Regions from separate parts of the Homo sapiens genome. Here region 1 is linked to region 2. A link is an interaction called in ENCODE POLR2A ChIA-PET data of the cell type or tissue named here. Cell type or tissue: OCI-LY7. All regions are shown on one strand. Links, peaks and the distances in the headings refer to the core of each region. The heading gives the core; the rest is flanking DNA.

The links. ChIA-PET counts read pairs that join two places held together with the same protein. Peaks named below come from ENCODE experiments on the same cell type or tissue, not always from the same donor. Only the 100,000 strongest peaks of a DNase experiment are listed, where the experiment ranks them.
Region 1: POLR2A ChIA-PET joins it to region 2 with 11 read pairs; 2 of 35 experiments call an interaction of 5 or more read pairs at or near these places.

What each region holds. Positions count from the first base shown.
Region 1 is chr9:123,171,238-123,179,237 of GRCh38, reverse strand. STRBP (spermatid perinuclear RNA binding protein) reads left to right here. Exons shown (of 19, transcript NM_018387.5): 4 at 11-231; 5 at 5,396-5,561. Among named protein-coding and RNA genes, the nearest start is that of MIR600HG, 60 kb to the right of the region's middle. RefSeq lists enhancers at 2,953-3,012, 3,733-4,444. In OCI-LY7, for the core only: a CTCF peak has its summit at 7,832; DNase peaks (open chromatin) are centred at 3,257, 4,167 and 4,917; H3K4me3 peaks cover 4,210 bases; H3K27ac peaks cover 8,000 bases.
Region 2 is chr9:123,291,894-123,305,086 of GRCh38, reverse strand. It overlaps LOC105376265 (a long non-coding RNA gene), which reads left to right. Exons shown (of 4, transcript XR_930331.3): 4 at 179-262. Among named protein-coding and RNA genes, the nearest start is that of STRBP, 30 kb to the right of the region's middle. RefSeq lists an enhancer at 82-131. In OCI-LY7, for the core only: no CTCF peak of the experiment used is centred there; no DNase peak of the experiment used is centred there.

The DNA.
Region 1 (8,000 bases), core at 1-8,000, 120 kb after region 2:
CTTCTAACAGAGATCTATTCGATCTTTTGCTAATGATGATCGCCATGTTATGGTGAAACATTCAACAATCTATCCATCTCCGGAGGAACTTGAAGCTGTTCAGAATATGGTATCTACTGTTGAATGTGCTCTTAAACATGTCTCAGATTGGTTGGATGAAACAAATAAAGGCACAAAAACAGAGGGTGAGACAGAAGTGAAGAAAGATGAGGCCGGAGAAAACTATTCCAAGTGAGTGTGGACTGACCTCTGGGACGCTGTGCTAGAGTGCACAGCAAAGCTCTAAGGTCTGCTGGATTGAGTGTGTGTTATGCTGTTTTTTGGATTTTGTCTTATGCATATGTGAGACTATAACCAAGGAAGTAAATGTTACATGGAGATTTTCTGAGTTAAATTTGAAAGGAAAGCAAGTAAAGAATAAAGATTAGAGCCAGAGAAAGAAAATGGACCTGCTTAGGATCCCTTTTGAGAGAACACCAAGTCCTTTAAAATCATTATGTTTCAAAGTTATGATCTTTTTCCTGTGTTGATTCAGCCTCCTAAATTTTCAAATAAATAGTAGTGTTTTTGATCTCTGGGGAGATCATAAAATACCATTTTTGTAAGGCATTTAAAAATCCTTGTGTAGAAGAAAGAGTGTAGGAAAATGTATTTTAAAGGTATTTTTGACTGTATCTACCTCACTGATTCCCAGGAATTTAGCAGTGTCTTGCATATCATAACTGCTCTTTGTATATTTGTGGATTGGATAAAGATCTAATGGGACCCACACCCCTCAACAATTATAGTAGCATATTCTAAGTGTGACAATAATAGATTAGTGAAACTGAAATGGTACCTGGAGTTAGGTCATTAATCTTTTTATGCCAGGCTAAGCTTAAAGTTACTGTTTTGAGCAGTTGTCACAATGATTGGAATAAGTGTCTAACTTTGAAAGATGGAGCTCATTTGACTATACTCTATGAATAAAAACATTGCTTTGGCTATAATTTGTAAGTGAAAGAGGTTACAGAATTTTTGCAGCTTTTAACTTTAAATCAGTGTGATAAGTAAATAATAATAGGAAAGTATTGATAAATGGATTTTCTTCACTGAAAGATAGTATAACTTTTTTTATCTTCAGATCAAAGATAATCAGTGTGTCAGTTTTATTGCTGAAGAGCACAATTTTTTTAAACTATTTACAGGCAGTTTATACATTGTGTCTGGTCATGGTCTTGTCACTGAAGGTTCTTGGAAATGTGTAATTTTTCTCATATATGATGTCTGTACAAATGTTACTGTTAGATTTGGAATTCATGTTCATTAGTAATGTTATCTAATTATTTAGTTCTATATGTATCTCAGCTCCTGTGCAAGTTAAATAGTCACGTATTCCAGATTTAAGTTGCACTTTGCTACATGTTTATGTCATGTTAAAAATTTTTTTATTGTGGTAAAATATATAACATAAGATTTGCTATTTTTACTAATTGTAAGTATACATTTCAGTGAAGTTTATGTCTTTTTAATACATTTTCTAATTTTGTTTCTTCTCAAGCCTGGCATATTTTGGAAAGCACTCCTATAGACTTGCTTAACTGGATGAGGTCTGTGATTTAAAGACTTGTACAGGATAATATGCTCCATACTTTTATTTGAAGTTTTATTTTTATTTTTATTTTTTTAGAGATAGGGTGCTCTGTTGCCCAGGCTGGAGCGTAGTAGTGTGATCATAGCTTATTGTAGCCTTGAACTCCTGGGCTCAAGTGATCCTCCTACATCAGCCTCTTGAATAGCTAGGACTATAAGTGTGTGCCATCATGCCTGGCTAATTTAAAAAAAAAGAATTTCGTTTGGAGAGACAGAGTCTTGCTGCATTGCCGAATTTGGTCTCGAATTCCTGACCTCAAGCTATCCTGCCTTGGCCTCCCAAAGTGCTGGGATTACAGACATGAGCCACCATGCCAGGCCTGGATTTTATACTTCTGTGTGTGGATGCTCTTGGTTGTCTATGTACAGTCTTTCCGTTTTGTGGAACAGTCCCTGGGTGAGCCCTTGCCTATGATCCTTCCCATGTGGTGGAACTCAAGGAGTGCAGAATGAGATTCTATTCTTATATCAGAGGCTGGCATGTATTCCAAGGACAGAGTTGTGTTCTGGTAATAAACATATATTGTGCACCTGGTGAGTGTTAACCACTCTGAAGGACACAGAGATGGGTGGGGGGTAGCTTGTATTTATTAAGCAATTAAGCATTTTCCATTGCCAGGCACGGTTAGGCAGCTTTTACCTATGCTGTCTTAATTTAACTTAATGCTTTACCTTTTTCAAAATGGATTCAAAAGTCAAATAACTTATACAAGGTCCTACAATATGTATTATTAGGAATATTAGAATTCTGTTTTTAATTTTAAATTCACATATAGTAAATTCAAATACATTGGGTTGCTTGCTTTACAATAACTGCTATGTTCCAATTTTTAAATTGAAATTCAGAACTGTTTGAATTAGGAATTGATTTTTTGCTCAATCATGCTGTCTTCTACCTGTGGGCTGATAAGACCAAGTATATCATAATTATGGTTTAGAATTTAATAACTGAGCTAATAACAGCTACTGTTTATTGAGTGCCAACTATTGTACCACATACTTTTCCTACTATCTTGCAGCAAATCTACCAGTCTCTAATATTATTATCTTCCTTTCTCCACTCCTGTTTTACTTGTGAAATTTCCTGTGCTCCAAACTTGCTTATAAAAAAAAGAGTGACTCAGAATCATTAACAAACTTTAACTTGCTTAAGGCTACTTAGTAAATATGTGTGGTTGAACCAGGACTCATATTGAAGTTTCTCTGACTCCAGATCCAGTTTTCTTAGCATCTATTCTTCAGTTTCCTGTGAATAACATGTGAAAGTACAGAGCAGGGAGAGACGATGATGTGCTGGTTCTGGAAATCTGCAAAAGCTCCATGAAGGAGGTAGCACTTGGAATAGGCTCAGAGGATGGATAGGGGTAGGGTTTTGGCATGTGGTGAAAGTGAAAGAAAAAAATAAATCTCAGCACCGATCTAGGTATGAGAAAGTATAGAACTGTTTAAGGAATAATAACTGTTGTTTATTGAGCTGTTAATATCTGTTGGGCTCTGGCCAAAGTTTGTTAACATATATTCTCACTACCACTCTGTGAGAAAGGTATTATTCCTGTTTTACAAATGAGGAAGCAGGCTCAAAAGAAGTCAAGTTATTTGAAATTTGTCCAATGTCACACAGTAAGTAGCAGAGCCAGGATTTGAACCAGGAAGCGATGTCATTTTCTAAATTGCTTTCCAATATGGTAAGTGTCCAAGTGTTCAGTGGGACACCAATGAATTAGTAGGTAGAGTGTTATCCAATCAGCGCCTTTGGAAGATTATTCTGGTTGCTGTATACAGTACTTTGGAGATGACAGAGGTCAGAAAGGCCAGTAAGGAGGAGGTTATTGAGGTGGTCTACGTGAGAGGTAATAAAAGCCTGAAGAAACTGGTTTGCAAGTTTGATGGTGATTATAGAGGGATAATTTATAAACCATTACAATATTAGACTTGGAAGAATGAGAGGACAAGGATACAGAGGAAGAAGAAATCAAAGATGACTGATTCTCTATTGTTAATATCAGACAATTGCCTACACTTGGTCACCTGCTTTAAAATGCTTTTTATTTCTATATTTATACCACCTTTAACATTTTTCATTGATTTAATGTTTATTGAATCTCTATAAGTGTGCCAGGCACTGAACCCATGGCTGGATTATTTATCTTCCTTTCTAGTTTCCACTGCCACAATTTGTTTCTCTTCCTTCTCCCTTTCCATTTTATTCTCAACTCTGCTGATTCTTGCCCAACTCTGCTGATTCTTTGCTTATAGCTAGAATGACTGTTTCCCATCTAGGTAGATCAAGATTCTGCTGAAGTCAGACTTTCAGTTTGCCTTGCTTGACATCTCTAATTTTGACCTCTCCCTTTTCTGAACTTGGGAAGCAATCATATAATGTAAGGGACCTGAATGTTGTGGTCAAAACAACTTAGGTTTGAATTTAGGCTTTGCCATTTTACTTTCTTGGTGAACTTGAACAATTAACTTTTCTGAGGCTCACATTTCTTGTCTTGCAAATGGAGGCTTGTGGTGAGATTTAAATGAGAATATGTGACACCTGTTTGTGCTCAGATGTTACTTTCTCTTCCCCTTTTAAATAGGGCACTTAAACTGTTACTGCTTTTGTTGCTTAACTACAGAGTAAGCCTCAGGAGCAGGAGAGACTGTAACTCCTGTAAATATGTTTGCCATACCCAAACACTTGCTTATTTGTTGAAAGACGGTTAAACTTAGTTACTATTTTCATTTGTGATTAAGGGAAATGAACCAATAAGAAACTTTTAGAATTAAAATCAAGGATAGATGAGCACCTTTCTTATGCACCATTTATGACTTGATTTCTTTGAGTGTTTGCTCTTTTAGCTACTCCTGGATTTGGAATGCATATGCTGGCAGTTTATCTTTCCTTCCTTAGCTCTATACTTTTATCACATTTTTCTGCTTTCCCCATAAGCTGATATAGAAAGGGAGGCACTTTAGAATGATATAGTTGGGAGGAACTTTAGCTCATCTAGCCAATAGTCATTTTACTGTTGTGGATACTGAGTCAGCAGGCACTACGAGTAGAATCCAGGTCTTTTAGATTTCTGTGCTGATGTTCTTTCCCAATATACAGTGGTATTCATGTTCCTCACAAATTGCCTAATTACTACTAACACAGAAGGAAGTTTATTTTTATTTTTTGAGACAGGGTCTCATTCTGTCACCCACGCTGGAGTGCAGTGGTGCAAACATGGTTCAGTGCAGCCTCAACCTCCTGGGCTCAAACAATCCTCTCTCCATTGCTTCTTGAATAGCTGGCACTACAGGTGCATGCCACTACACCTGGCTAATTGTTTTACATTTTTTGTGGCAACAGGGTGTTACTGTGTTGCCCAGGTTGGTCTTGAACTACTGGGCTCAAATGATCCTCCTGCCTTGACCTCCCAAAGTGTTGGGATTACAGGCATGAGCCACTGCACCTGGCCAGAAGGAAATTTAAAAGAACAATTTGAAAAAATATTTAAGAGAATACAGTATTTTTGAGTTTTCTTAAGCAATATAAATGTAGTAAAGAATTACAAGATCTGTAGTATGAAATACGTTCCCCATTGACTCCTTGAGGGAAGATAGATACTTTATAAGCCTCAAATCTGAGGCTTAATTTTGTGGATACTTGGATGTCTGGATTTACATACTCCCTTATCAGTTTGTAAGAGTATTCAGGAAGCCAAGTGATGATTAAGTTATAGTTTGGGAAATAGGTTGTGAAAGTAATCATGCAGACTTTTATTTTTAGGGATCAAGGTGGTCGGACATTGTGTGGTGTAATGAGGATTGGCCTGGTTGCAAAAGGCTTGCTGATTAAAGATGATATGGACTTGGAGCTGGTTTTAATGTGCAAAGACAAACCCACAGAGACCCTGTTAAATACAGTCAAAGATAATCTTCCTATTCAGATTCAGGTGAGTACAGTTTAACTGCACCTCTAGGCGAATTTGTAAAAAGGTGAAATAGGTAGTGACTTTGAAAAAATTATTAACCAGAATTGCTAATAGCTAATAGGATAGACACAGACAAAATGAGTACTGCTACTCTGGGTCAATGACTAATTCATCACAGTTAAAGCAAACTTCTGGTGATTTGTACTCAGGATATATTTACCAAATTAAGATGGCCATTAAGGTACCATCTTAAACTTTTCCGTTGTATCTTGCTGAGAATCTTCATTTTTTCCAGGCTAGGTCTCACCATTATAAAGTTCTTGGAAGGGTTGGTATACTGCAGAAAAGAATTGGAAGATTGAAAACAGCCTAGATACTTTCTAGCGACTAAGAGACTTTCTTATCAACGAGAGACTTTCATAGATAGTAATTTTTAAAACTGAAGACTCAGTTAATTTGCCACCTCTTTGTTCTGTTAATGGAAATTACTGTTTATTTCTTGTCTCCAAACCTTTTTTACACTGGGATGCATTTAGAAAAATATGATGCTGGCATGTTCCCTGGAGGATGCTGCTGAAGGCTGAAGGCTCCTCAGGGATGAAGGTAACCATTCTGGGGTTCTGGTCATTCTAGGACCTGCCCTGCCAGCCTACCCCAAGGACTCATTGCATCACTGATTGGGAGTCTGTGATCATCTTCAGTTTCAGATGCATATTGTCTGTGGTCCAATTAAATTACAGCTTTTGATAATTTTATATTAGTTTGTCTTCATATCAATGCCACAGAAATAGATGTTGGCCTCTAAGTCCAAACTTGTGAATTGTTGAATGCTCCCCACCACCACTCACTTTTTAAAATTTAGTTTCTTTTATTTGTATATCTTTTAAAAGGGGTCTTTTTTTCAAGATGTATGAATTCTAAGTTTGTTTTTCTTAGCTTTGTTACTAGATCATTTTCTTTCATATTCACTAGCTGACCCTCAAAACCATCTCTGATTTTTTAGTACCATTCTTGACACTCAGATTTATTTTACTGATTGGCACATTCTCCTGTATTAATTTTGGGGGCACTATGTTATCATTTTGTCTTAATATATGGTTTTTAAAGTGACAGAACATACTTGGCTTTTCCACTTTCAATTTTGATGGAGAAATGTTTTCTGGTCTTTTATAGGGTTGAATCTATTTACCTTTCCCTCCCTTTTAAAAAAATCCTTTTGTGATCATTTGGAGGAAGGAGAGTGGAACATAGCTTTATGTATTAAACATGCAATAAAGCTTTACAAAGTGGAAAGCTAATTAATGGGCTTTCTGGCTAACTATACTTGTAGTTTATTAGAATATTAATAAAGTTCCCGTTTCAATTTTTATTTTGTTTTAGCATTTAATCTGTATTTCTGCTGTTAGTATAGTAAACATCGTTACTCTTACATGTAGAATTATCAGAATCAGACATACTAGTGGCTTTTTCACCCACCTCACCCCCTTTCTGTTCCTTTCATGAATCTTGTTTCTTATGAGAATGATCATATTCCTCATCCTCAGATGTTGCAGCATTGAAAAAGGGTTGAGAACCAGTGCAACAGTAAATCGGAGTTTTTATTCAGAAAATCTATCACATCTCTCCTGTTTTGAAGACAGAGAAGATTGGGCCAAGCTTTAGTTGGCATTGTTAGAGCTTTCTCTGTGCAGATCACAACTTTGTAAACTCCACATTGTTTCTCTCTTGAGTGAGGGTCTTTATTTATGAGCATCGCAGTTTAAAAAGGTTCTTGTCTAGTTAGCAAGTATTCAAGGGGGTTACCCTGGAGGGTGTACAGGGTATACAAACCATCTCAAATTTTAGGAGACTGAAGCTTTTTAGGCTAAAGAAACTAAAAAAGATATAAATACCTTTAGGTCTTCGAAATGCTGTCTGGCAGAAGGTAAAAGAGGTGTGAACTCTTAAGACTAATGGTGGAAATTAGGAGAAGTATCTTTCAATTTAACATAGCTAATAGATTTCTCCAACAATAAATCTATGTTTGGGTAAAGATACATTTTCTTGTAAAATGGGGATGATGATTGTACACTAATCTCAGATTAAAATGTATACATGTACACACATGCCCACATATATACACATGTGTGCAAGTGTATTGTTACTAATAATATTCATGAAATTAAGTGTGACTTTTACAATTAAACCTTTCTCCCCGAGCACCCTCCGCCCCTCCTGCCCTGCCCAGTTTTCATGGTGTTTGTGTGGAAAACCAGTCTCTGATACGATATTATTTCCTTATGGACCAAAAATCTTTTTCCCGAGCACTTAACATAGCAAAACTTTCAGTTATCTAAGTACGTTAGTTAGCTGAGGTTTTACCTTACCTTTTCTCTTCATACTCTTTCCTAGGATGCTTTTAGAACTTCTTTGAGCAAAGGAGGAGGAGGATGACCAAAACCAGAAATCACTTAAAATTAC
Region 2 (13,193 bases), core at 2,593-10,592:
TCTGTAGGTCAACAGTGACAGTAGCACCTACCTTGTAAGTGTCTGGGTAGATTAAACAAGCGTCACGTGTAAGGAAGTTAGCTCAGAGTCGGGCACATAGTTAGTTATTATTGTTGCTTATTCATTCAGCTGTTCTCATGCAGTCACTCACAGGACACCTTCTCTCTGCTGCTGCTAGGGGCACAATGAATCAGACAGAGACCTCACCCTTGCAGAGTTCGCAGTCCGGGAGGCAGGCAGACAAGACCACAGTTGCAAGGTGATAACAGCGGGTGGCTGTTGTGGGAGCCACTGCACAAAGTGATAAGAGAAGAAGGGTGAAGTGGGAGGATCGCTTGAGCCCAGGAAGTCAAGGCTGCAGTGAGCCAAGATCGTGCCACTGCACTCCAGCCTGACAACAGAATGAGACCCCGTCTCAAAAAAAATAATAATGATGATAAAATAAAATTTAAAAAGAGAGAGGAAGGGTGCTGGTGGGAGTCCATGGGAGAGAGGCCCTAACTCTTCTGGGGTGGTCAGGCGAAGCCTCCCAGAGGGAGAACGTTTAGCTGGGCCTCGAAGGAGGTGTAGGAGCTCACTGCTAGTGGAGAAGAGACCTGGAAGAGGGCAGTTCAGGGATGGAATAGCACAGCAAAGGCACAGAGGCTGGGAGAGTGGGGGCCTGTCTGATCCCCTCCCACTCATCTGGAGCCTGCCTATGGGGTCCTGCTGCAAGCATCTGTGACTCTCACACCACAGGTGTCCTTCAGCCTGAGCCAGGAGCAGGCCACAGGTGTAAACACCCCAGGAACTGCCCTGAGCCAGGTGAGTGGGAGACGGGAGGTAAATACTTCAGCATCCTTTACTTTCCAGGTGGGACAACTAGAAGTTGTGCTTTCTCCCATTTCCTAGAGGACCTCAGCAGGATGGAGCCGGAGGTGCTCAGAAAGGTGGCTACCCTCAAACGTACTCTGTGTTAGCGTCCACCTCCCAGATATGCCGTTTAGACCCCACCCTTTCCCCAGGGTCTGTTTCCTGGCAAACCTGTGAACCCGGCCTAACACGTCAAGCTCTATAAGCGTGAACTAGGCAGGTCAGTTGCCCAGAATCCTTCTGTGTTCCATCCTTCTGGCTACTGGATTCGTTTTTCTGGTAGTTACTGAGCATGCGTCCATGGCCAGCCCCAGATTAGACATTGAGGGAGATTCAAAGAAGTGGAGAAAATAGTCCCACAAGGGGCTATTGGAGGAGATGAGACATATCTGGGAAAAAGAGAAAATACGGAAAAAGCAAGAAAGGCGGAGTTCACTTGGGGAAGAATAAGAAGGTTGGTGCATGAGATCCTAGGGGATTGCCACAGAGAGAAGTGGGGAAGGGAAGCTGAAAGGACAAAGGGAGGGTCTCGCTCTGTCACCCTGGCTGGAGTGCAATGGCATGATCTCGGCCCACTGCAACCTCTGCCTCCCGGGTTCAAGTGATTCTCGTGCCTCAGCCTCCTGAGTAGCTGGGATTATAGGTGTGCGCCACCACGCCAGGCTAATTTTTGTATTTTTAGTAGAGATGGGGTTTCACCATATTGGCCAGGCTGGTCTCAAACTCCTGGACTCAAGTAATTCTCCTGCCTTGGCCTCCCAAAGTGCTGGGATTACAGGCATGAGCCACCGCACCTGGCCTGCGACTTCATTTGGACCCTGAGGCCTGGAGTGCCTCGTCTGAATGCTTCTCAGTGGGGAGCCGTGGAAGGGTTTTGGGACAGGAACAATCTGTGTGTTGAAAGGACACTTTGGGTTCAAATGGAGGATGACAGGACAGGGAGAGGCCCAAGTCAGGGAGGCCCAGGAGCAGACTGTTGGAGGAGTCTTGGCCAGGCCAGCTGTGACTCCAGCTCAGCCAGCCCAGGTTCCTCCAAGACCTCCCCCTCAGACTCTGGAGGGCCATCTTCTCATAAGTGCTCGGGACGCTTCCTGCCTTCCCACCCTTCCTTTCAGACCTGCTTCCTGCTTGGCCTCCAAGCCTATTCTTCCTCTTACCTTCTCCCATTATCTCTGACTTCAGAATGTTTGCTTTGGCTCCCACTGTCTCCCCTCTGCTCTCTCCTGCGGTTAGTGTTGGATACTCAGCAAAATCTCTCCTTCCTACAAGCCAGCGCAGACCCATCGGGGCAGGGATTGTCTTCTTTCTACTTTAAGTAAACGGAATTGGAGCAACCTTGGCCTTGGAAGACAGACTTTGTCTTCTAACGACTTTCCTTCAAAACCACAAATGCATTTTGTCTCGACTTGAGGTGGTTCTTGCCTCTCATCTCAGCAACCTCAGGGTGAGCGTGAAGCAGCCTCTGGCAGCCTGAAGATTTCACAGCGGATGCTGTGCTTTTGTGAAAAGTCGATTTCTCTGCAAACCAGCCGAGAGGGCAAAGATAGTGCAGTGCTCCTTCCATTCAACAGACGTCTATGAGCCAGGCCTTGAGCTGTGTTGTGGGGAGTCGCTGAATAAGGTGTCTGCTCTCCAGGCCCGCATGGGCTGATAGGGAAGATGAACAAGGAGACTGTCCACAGGAAAAGCTTGTACAAAGTACCCTGTGGTCTCAGTGGAGGTGCAATGCCGTCCACACTGACCTTGCATTTGCATGTGGCACCAGAGCTGTGCCACCTTGGGGAAGCTATTGAACCGCTCCCTGCCTCAGTTTCCTCACCTATGAAATAAGCATAATGAGGGTTCTTCTCTTCTAGGTTTGATGTGGGGATTACACAAGGCACATGGGAAGTGCTTAGCATGGAATCTGGAGAAGGAAATGCTCGCTATTCTCTCTTTTAAAAACATTCTCCCAGCACTTTGGAGGCGGAGGCGGGCAGATCGCTTGAGGTCAGGAGTTCAAGATCAGCCTGGCCAACATGGTGAAACCCTGTCTCTACTAAAATACAAAAATTAGCCGGGCGTGTTGGTGGGTGCCTGTAGTCCCAGCTACGCAGGAAACTAAGGCAGGAGAATCGCTTGAACCCGGGAGGCGGAAGTTGCAGTGAGCTGAGATCGCACCACTGCACGACAGCCCGGGTGACAGAGCAAGACTTTGTCTCAAAAACAAAAACAAACCATTCTCCTATCATTTAAATTCTTCCTTAAAGTGTACAATTCAGTGGTTTTTATTCTATTCATAAGGTTGTGCACCCATCATCACTATTTCCAGATCATTTTCAATACCCCAAAAGAAACCTTGTACCCATTAGCTGTCCCTTCCCCCAATTTCCCCTGCTCCTACTTTCTGTCTCTGTGGATTGGCCTATTCTGGCCAATCATAAAAATGGAATCATACAGTATGTGACCTTTCGTGCCTAGCTTCTGTTTTCAAGATTCTTCCATGTCATAACACTCATCAGTACTTCATTCTTTTTTATGGCTGAATAATATTCTATTATGTGGAAATACTGCATTTTGGTATCCGTTCATTGGTTGGTGGCTTTGGGTTATTTCCACTTTTTGACTACTGTGGATAACGCTGCTATGAACAGTCGTGTAAAAGTTTTTGTGTGAACATGTGTTTTCATTTCTGTTGGGTGTATACCTAGGAGTGCATCCGCTGGGCCATACAGGGATGCTATGTTTAACTTTTAGATGAACTGCCAGACTGTTTTCCAAAGTCACATACCTGCTTTTTTTTTTTTTTTTTTTTTTTTTTTTTTTTTTTTTTTTTGACAGGGTCTCACTCTGTTACCCAGGCTGGAGTGTGCAGTGGCACAATCACAGCTTACTGCAGCCTCAACTTCTTGGGTTCAAGCAATCCTCCAGCCTCAGTCTCCAGAGTGGCTGGGACTATAGGCGCACACCAACATGCCTGGCTAATTTTTGGTATTTTCTGTAGAGACAGGGTTTTGCCATGTTGTTCCAGCTGGTCTTGAACTTCTGAGTTCAAGAGATTCACCTGCCTTGGCCTCCCAAAGTGCTAGGATCGCAGCTACCGTGGCAGCTGACACCAGCTACTCTTGACTCTACTTCTCACAACACTTACCCACACACCAGTGCTCCACAGCCCCAACAGGAGCTGTTACAATGCCAAGACAGAAAGTGATGTACCTGAAGTCCCAGGCAAGTCAGTGGTAGACCAGGACTTGAGCCGAGAACTTTGGGGCCCAGATTCACCTTGCTGCCTTAGGCACCTGGATCTTTTTATTACACTCCAGATAGAGGAGATGTGGTATGAGCCATTGCCCCTGAGCATAGCAGCCCAGTGTCCAGCAGGTGAACAGAGAACACCCTGGCCTATCTGAGCCTCCCAGACACCAGAGGCCCTGAGTCCCCCTCCTCCACCTCTGTCAGCACACACAACCCCACATGGTCCCTGAGCCCCGGGACAAAGGACAATGGCAGATATGATCGAGAAATGGCTATGCTGTCCCAGATGGGTGGGTAGTGTTTCCGGGGTGGAGGGGAGCCCTGGGAAGCTGCCTTCCCAGCCTGCACTTCTCCTGCCAGGATTAGAGCCCAGCCTTGGATCCCTGCCTCCCTGGTGGAGGACCTAGCCCCATTCCTCACCCACACCAGACTCTCACCTTCTGTGACCTTCCTATTCACCCAGTTCCTTACCCAGACCAGCATCTTCTCACTGCAAGCTCTCAGGTCCCTCTGACGCTGTGTTAAAATGACCCTGAACTGAGATTTAACCTTGCTGAAACCCAGTTTTCTCATCTTTCCTGCCTATCCCACAGGGTGGTTATAAGAGCAGCACAGGGTAGGGATTAGGGGCATGAGGCTGGCAGTCAGACAAGGGTTGGTTTGAAACGAGGCACCACCACTTCCTTACTAGCTCTGTGACCTTGGACAACTCACTTTACTCCTCTGAGCCTCTCTTTCATACTCTGGGAAATGCAGATGCATATAAAGAGTACAGTAGCTGGCACAGAAAAAGGACTCAATGATAGCTACGGTTGTTATTTTTACAGAGTAAAGGAGATAGGCATGTAAAGTGCCAAGCATATAGCAGGTGCTTAGCACACAAGAACTATGGTTTTTATCATCCCCTGTCTTTGTGTGGGTGAGTGGCGCAGGGTTTGAGGGCCTGGGGGAGATGGCTTTGATTATTATCTGGAGCATCAATGCAACCGGAAGGTGAACTCCAAAGCACATGTAGACCAGTGGCCGGGGCAAGGGGAGCCACAGGGTGCGGGAAGCATTGAGACCGAGCCAAGGCTTCTGTAAGCTGAGCATGAAGAACAGAGTGACACCAGTTGAGTGGGAAAGTCTCCAGCGAATGCCAGAGGCAGGGGCTTCTGAAGGCCGCTGGGCTTTTAGGCACTCCAATACCTGCTTTGTAAGCAGCCAGATCTATTTAAAGAAACAGGGACTGAGCAGCCGCTTTGGGGATGCCTTAAGCTTCCTGGGCTGATAAGCCATATCCCAGCAGGCTTTGGCAGTAAGTGTCACACTACCGTGCAAGCAGACAGAAAGCTGAATGTAAGCTAGGAAGCCCAGCAGCCAGCAGAGATCATGGCAGACTTCCTGGAGGAGCTGGCTTTATAGAATGCCGGGGTAGCTATGGATAGGTCATTGATCTAGGAGGAAAGGAGGCACATAGGCAAGACTACAAAACTTGCTTCGGGGGAGGAATAAGAAGATGCATCTTCTTGAAAACAAATCAATACAATTTTTGTCTTATTCAAAGCGATGCATTTTCATTGTAAGAAATTTAGCCGGAGGGAGTCGTGAAAATACAGCTAAGAAAAGGAGAAAATGAAAAAAAAATCTCCTGTATTCTCAGTCGCTAGGGGTAATTAGTATGAACATTTTGGTGTGTTTTTCTTCCATTTTTAAAAAAAGCATATTACATATGTTTTTGTTTTTGTTTTTTGTTTTTGAGACAGGATCTCTCTGTCATCCAGGCTAGAGTGCAGTGGTGTGATCTTGGCTCACTGCAACCCCTGCCTCCTGGGTTCAAGCAATTCTCCTGCCTCAGCCTCCCAAGTAGGTGGGACTACAGGCACGTGTCACCACGCCCGGCTAATTTTTGTGTTTTTAGTAGAGACGGGGTTTCGCCATGTTGGCCAGGCTGGTCTTGAACTCCCAACCTCAAGTGATCTGCCTGCCTTGGCCTCCCAAAGTGCTGGGATTGCAGGTGTGAGCCACTGCAACCCGGCCTAAATATGTTAAAAAACAAAAACAAAAATGGACTCATGTAATATGGACTGTTTGTGACCTACTTTTTTTTTTTTTCCCCAGAGACAGAGTTTTACTCTGTCACCCAGGCCAGAGTGCAGTGCCGTAATAATAGCTCACTGCAGCCTCGAATGCCTAGGCTCAAGTGATCCTCCTGCCTCGGCCTCCCAAAGTACTGGGATTATAGGCATGTGCCACTGCACTAGGCCTGTTTGTGACCTACTTTTAAAAATGTATCATGAATTGTGTTCCCTGCCATTAAATATGCCTTTTCACTGCTACTTAATGACTTTATAGTATTCTCTTGTATGAATGGAACATAATTTATTTAAGTAATTTTCTATTCTTGGATACTTCAGTGGTTTCCAATTTTTTAGTATCGTAAGCATCTTCTTAAATGAATATCCTTGTAGCTGAAACTCTGTGCACATCCTTAATTATGTCCTTGGGATAAATTTCCAGAAAAGGAATTGCTAGGATAAAGGATATGCAGATTTTAAAGAATGTTGATATGTTATTGTCAAATTGCTCCCTAGAAGGCTTGTATGGATTTATTCTCTCACTAGCAGAATAGAGGGTGCTATTTTCTTAGCATTTGTACTACCATTGGCTATGGTCTTTTCTCATCGTGAATTTGATGCATTGAAGACCAGAATTCATGAATTCAAGTTTCCTGATGTGTAAAATGGAAATGATAATAATGATATGTACCATGGGTCTGTTGTGACAATCAAACCACATAATAGATAGGATATGCTTAAAAAGAAAACACGATTCGGAAGCCATGTGAGTCAGAATTGAAAAGATAGTTGGGAACCAGCTTTATAAAGTGCTTTATTTTCTCTTTAACTTCAAAATTAATAAATGCTTGTAAAAATTGAAACAATACATATTTGTGAGAATAAACAATGAAAGTATTCCTTTGATTCTTCCATAATGTGCTCCCTAGAAGTTAGATGTGTATCCTACTAGATCTTTCTTAATAGCTTGGCAAACTCTGTGTGTATGTGTATGTGTGTGTGTGTGTTCATGTACAAAGTTTTGTTGTTATTTTGCAAAATGGAATCCTGTATCTGCTGTCACTTTCATCTCAGAGCATACAAATCTACCTTATTCTTTATAACATTTCCGTGGATTCTGTAGTTGGATAAAGCTTAGATTGCTTATTCTTTTTTTCTTTTTCTTTTTCTTTTCTTTTCTTTTTTTTTTTTTTTTTTTTTTTTTTTGAGACGGAGTCTTGCTCTGTCATCCCGGCTGGAGTGCAGTGGCGCGATCTCGGCTCACTGCCAGCTCCGCCTCCCAGGTCCACGCCATTCTCCTGCCTCAGCCTCCCGAGTAGCTGGGACTACAGGCGCCCGCCGCCACGCCTGGCAAATTTTTTTGTATTTTTAGTAGAGACAGGGCTTCACCGTGTTAGCCAGGATGGTCTTGATCTCCTGACCTCGTGATCCACCCGCCTCAGCCTCCCAAAGTGCTGGGATTACAGGCATGAACCACCGCACCCGGCCTTAGATTGCTTATTCTTACCCCAAGCAATGAAATAACAACACATCATCACACCCATTTCCTTTCATATTTGAGCTGTTATTTCTGTAGCTTGGATTCCTAGCAGTAGAATGCTAGGTCAAAGTGGGTACACATTGTCATACTATCACATTGCTCTTCAAAGAGATTGCACTAATTTATTCTCCCAGCATCAGGGAAACAAGAGTGTGTGGCGGACTGGGAACTGCAGACTCAGGGGAATTAGGGCAACCCTTCAGTAGCTTGGCCTGGGTCAAAAACAGCTCCTATCTCCCCTTTACTCTTCTATCCCTAAAATTTCTGAAAGAAACCTGAAATGAAACCCAGACCTGTCTCCAGCATAAGCTTCTTGCTGTCCTCCGCCGTGAAGCAAACCACAAAGGAATCTTTTTCTTGTTAATTAACTGGGGTTTTATTAAACACCTTAGCAGCTAGCCAACTGCTCTGACCCAGCCATTCCTGGGAGACATTTTGATGAGGAATTTTGTGTTTTAATTTATATGTCTTCAATGACAGCTTTTGTGCCAGAGTGTGAGCTTTATAATCAAATATTAAATTATCTGAGAGACACAGTTCTCCAACAACAAACATTTCCAAGGCCCTTACTCTCTGCCAGGCGCTAGTCTATGCACCGGGGAGGTAAATGTGTGTGCTAAGTTCCTGCCCTTAAGGACTCAAAGTGTAGTGGAGGAGCTGGGAACACGCACAAATAATGACGAGATGTGAACATTGTGTTATGAGACACAGGGACAGGACCAAAGTGCTCTCTCTTCGGGGAAGCGGGGAAGCAGGAAAGCAGACATTGAGCTAAATCTCAAAGGCTCAGAAAGCCTTTGCCAGGTGAAAAAGAGAGAAGGTATTTCAGGCAAGGGGAACAGTGTGAACAAAGGCCTTACATCTGAAATAAAAACAGCAAGTAGGAGTAATGTGGGTAACACATTAGTCATGGCATCAGGAAGGGGAGGTCTGGGGCATCTATAGGAGATGAGGCTGGAAAGGAATGTTGAGGTAAAACCATGAAGGCTTCAAATGTCAGGACAAGGAGCTTGAACTCTATCCTGTAGGTAATAGTGAGCCACTGAAGGTTGTAGGCAGAGGGGGTGAAACAATCAGGTCTGTGTTTTGGAAAGACCACTCTGATGATATGTGGAGAGTGACTTATAAGAGGGTAAGGCTGAAGGCTGAAAAGAATGGTAGGTTTTTAGTGAAAGCTATTAACATTACTAAAATTATTTTAAAATTCTAATTAACAAACATGGTTTAAAAACATTTTGCCCAACTCTGTAACAAGTGGTGGAGGAAAAAGCCAAGCATAGAAAACCCACTTTCTCCACTCCCCGCTGCGGCCTGTTAGATTGGAAACAGAAGACACATGGTCAGGCTCATTGTAAGCAAAGAAACAAACATGAAAATGACAATGAGGTGCCAAATTTCACCTAACATTTTAATACCCAGTTTGGCAAGAGTGCCGCAAAACAGACACTTTTCCACTTGGTGGTGACTGTGTACGCTGGAATAGGGTTTGACGATATATATCAAAAGCCTCAAAACAAAAACCTCTTCATGACTTTTTATATAGAAACATTTCCTCCAGGAATTTATCCTGAGGATAATAGTAAAAGATGAAAAAACTTGAGGATAAAGATGTTTATTACTCTGTTATTTATGAAAGCAAAACTTGGAAGAAACCTATGTGTCCAAGTTAGGACGATTATCAAGTAAATTAAGATATAAATACATTTGTGCATATATAAAAATCATGTTTTAAAAACAATACCTAATAACATAGGAAAATAACTGTTCTATAATTCAAAAGCAGTCTATAAAGCTACAAAGGGCATAATATTATTTGGTATATGTGGTAAGTATGTGATTTCTGTTTCTAAATCTCTCTTTCTAAAAAAAATCTACAATATGGCTGAGTATCTGACTAAGTTTTGTTTTATTTCTTATATTGTTATTTTCTAAATTTTCTGCAATTAACATGTAGTGTTAAAAAGCTAAACAAAGCAATGAGATTATATTTTAAATTTAAAAAAGCAAAGGAAATCCATGAATGTAGAAATGATACAAATGGGTATTAAACATAAAAAAGTACAACCTTGTTAATTATTACAATGTAAATTAAATCAGATTGTGATGATATGTTTTAGTCCGTGAACTTTAGAATAATAAAACCTGCTAATACGCAATATGTACTAGCAACAATATGGTAAGAGAAACATTTGTATACTGCAAATGTGAGTACAATTCTGTTAAGACTTTCTGAAGAGCATTTTGGCAATATATATCAAAATGCTTTAAAATGTGTAATTTCTCAATGAAGTTTATTTTAAAGATATATAATTCTATTCTTCAGATATTTTAAGGAAAATACTAAAGAATTGTGTACAGGTATATGAGCAAGAAAGCCTATCACTGCATTTTCTTAACACACTGGAAAAAAGTTGTTTGATATTATGGAATTACATTTATGGATGTGTAAACATGTGTTTAATATATTACTAAATTTTAAAATACAGATAACAACTTGCATTTGGTAATCCCTTTAAAATTTATTCATTTTTTATATATACCAAATGCAGGTACATATATAAATATATGTGAATAGAGTCAGAGAGAGAGAGAATAATTAGCTATACAAAACAGATTTCCAAGATACATCTAAGTGCTAATATTGGTCATATCTGATTAGATGGGATTATTGCTATTTTAAAATACCTCCAAAATAATCATCTCAAAACCAATTTAAGGCCAGACAAGGTGATTCACACCTGTAATCTCAGCACTTTGGGAGGCTGAGGTGGGAAGATTGCTTGAGCCCAGGAGTTTGAGACCAGCCTGGGCAACATAGGGAGCCCCTATTGCTACAAAAAAATTTTAAAGTTAGCCGGGCGTAGTGGTGCCCATCTGTGGTCCCAGCTACTCGGGAGGCTAAGGTGGGGAGGATCTCTTGAGCCCTGGAAGTTGAGGCTGCAGTGAGCTGTGATCATGCCACTGCACCTCAGCCTACATGACAGAGTGAGACCCTGTCTCAAAAAAAAAAAAAAAAAAAAGGCAATAAAAAAATTTAAATAGAGGTATTTTTTTTTTTTTTTTTTTTTAGACAGAATCTCACTCTGTCACCCAGGCTGGAGTGCAGTGGAGCGATCTCGGCTCACTGCAGTCTCCGCCTCCTGGGTTCAAGCAATTCTCCTGCCTCAGAAGGGGACCAGTCTGTAGGGAATCTGGAGATGGCATCTGAACAAGTTTAGGGAAGGAGTCAAAAGTTGGAAGTCAAGCTTGAATCTGGGTGTCTCATCTTTTGGAGAGGCCAGGTACCCTGACTCAGTTTCCCCAGTCTGAAAATTGAAAGAAAAAAACTACCTTATTATTGTTGAGGATTAAATAAGTTAATACGTGTAAAGGGCTTCAAACAGTGCTTGACCTATCAGAGGTGCTACGTGTTCATAATTGAGCCTTATTTGGCTGTGACTAGTATGGTGATCAATTGGTTGGGGGACTCTGGCATAAACCTTTGGTTAATTTGGGTTCAGGTTGATAGTGGATGCCTTGGGTTATCCCCTCCCCCTAATAGACCCACCTTATCCTCTGTACCCTTTCTTTTTTTTTTTTTCTTTTTTTTAATTATTATTATACTTTAAGTTTTAGGGTACATGTGCACAATGTGCAGGTTAGTTACATATGTATACATGTGCCATGCTGCTGTGCTGCACCCATTAACTCGTCATTTAGCATTAGGTATATCTCCTAATGCTATCCCTCCCCCCTCCCCCCACCCCACAACAGTCCCCAGAGTGTGATGGTCCCCTTCCTGTGTCCATGTGTTCTCATTGTTCAATTCCCACCTATGAGTGAGAACATGCGGTGTTTGGTTTTTTGTCCTTGCGATAGTTTACTGAGAATGATGATTTCCAATTTCATCCATGTCCCTACAAAGGACATGAACTCATCATTTTTTATGGCTGCATAGTATTCCATGGTGTATATGTGCCACATTTTCTTAATCCAGTCTATCATTGTTGGACATTTGGGTTGGTTCCAAGTCTTTGCTATTGTGAATAGTGCCGCAATAAACATATGTGTGCATGTGTCTTTATAGCAGCATGATTTATAGTCCTTTGGGTATATACCCAGTAATGGGATGTCTGGGTCAAATGGTATTTCTAGTTCTAGATCCCTGAGGAATCGCCACACTGACTTCCACATTGGTTGAACTAGTTTCCTCTGTACCCTTTCATCCAGCTATTGCTATTGGACACCCTCCACCTCTTAACCTTTCCTGAAATGCATGGAATCCCTGTCAATTTCTCTACATTCTTTTGCAAAGCTGTCTTTCTAAAGCCTCCTCTCTCTCAACGACAGAGAGGCACAAATGTTGCACCTTATGCTTCTATTTTGAGTTGGGGATTTGAAAAGGGAGTGTGCACACATGTGGACAAGCATTTATGCATGCCTGTGTGGACTAGTGGTTGTGAACATGTGTGTGTGTATATGTGCTTGCATGAACACACAAGATTGTGCATTTACACATGTTCATGAGCACATGAGCTTCTGAACAATTGCCTGAACACGTAGATAAATTTGTGTTCAGAGTGCATACACACACTTGTGAGCATGCATATGTGTGTTTGTGTGTGTTGTGGTGGGGTTTATTTTCATGTGCATTTAGGTTCATGTGTATGTTTGTCCCTGTGTACTTTTGTGTATCTGTGTGCATATGATGTGAGCTTGTCTTTCCTCACACCCCAGGAGGCACCAAAGCAAGTGCAAACTACAAGGAACAAAGGAATAATCTGCATAATTTAGGCTTTGATCTCTGCCACCCCTGAATCCTCCCTTGCTCTCACTCCAGCTGCCAAGCTATTTCCTAGCCTAGTGGACTCCATCTTTGAGCTTTGTCTTCCAGAAGCCTCCACCTCTCCTTGCCACCCCACAAGGGGAACAGGGCTATAAAAGGGTAATGAGCATTTATTGAGCACCCACATTGCATCAGGTACCTGAACCAGATACTTTCCATACACTCTCACATCTTCGCAGCAATCCTGCGAAGTATAACAATTGTCCTCACTTGACCTTTGAGGAAGCTGGTGATCAGGGGGATTAGCTATTTGCCTGAGTGATGGAGTCAGAATTTGAACTGGAAGTCTCTGCTCTCTCCATTCCACCAGTGTCTTCCTGGAGTAAGCCCAGCTGCTAGGTACTGAAAGTTGAAGCTGCAGCTGGAGCTCCTGGGAGATGTGGGAGTTCTGTCCTGGGAGATGCAGACAGTCTGATGTGGAGGGAAAGGGGATGTGAGCAGGGAATCAGTAGAGACCCCAGAGGGTTGTACTCGCTCGATGTTCATAAGAAGAATAGGGTAGAGAAATCCCAGGTGTTTTGTGTTGTCCACAAATGGAATGGGCAGAACAAGGGATGAACCAGGAGCAGAAACAGCAGAGATGAAAAAGCGTCATCATTGGCACCTCTGTCTTCAGGACCATGGACAGATCATATCAACGGCCAAGCCTCAGTTTTCTCATCTGTAAAATGTGCAGGGAGGTAGT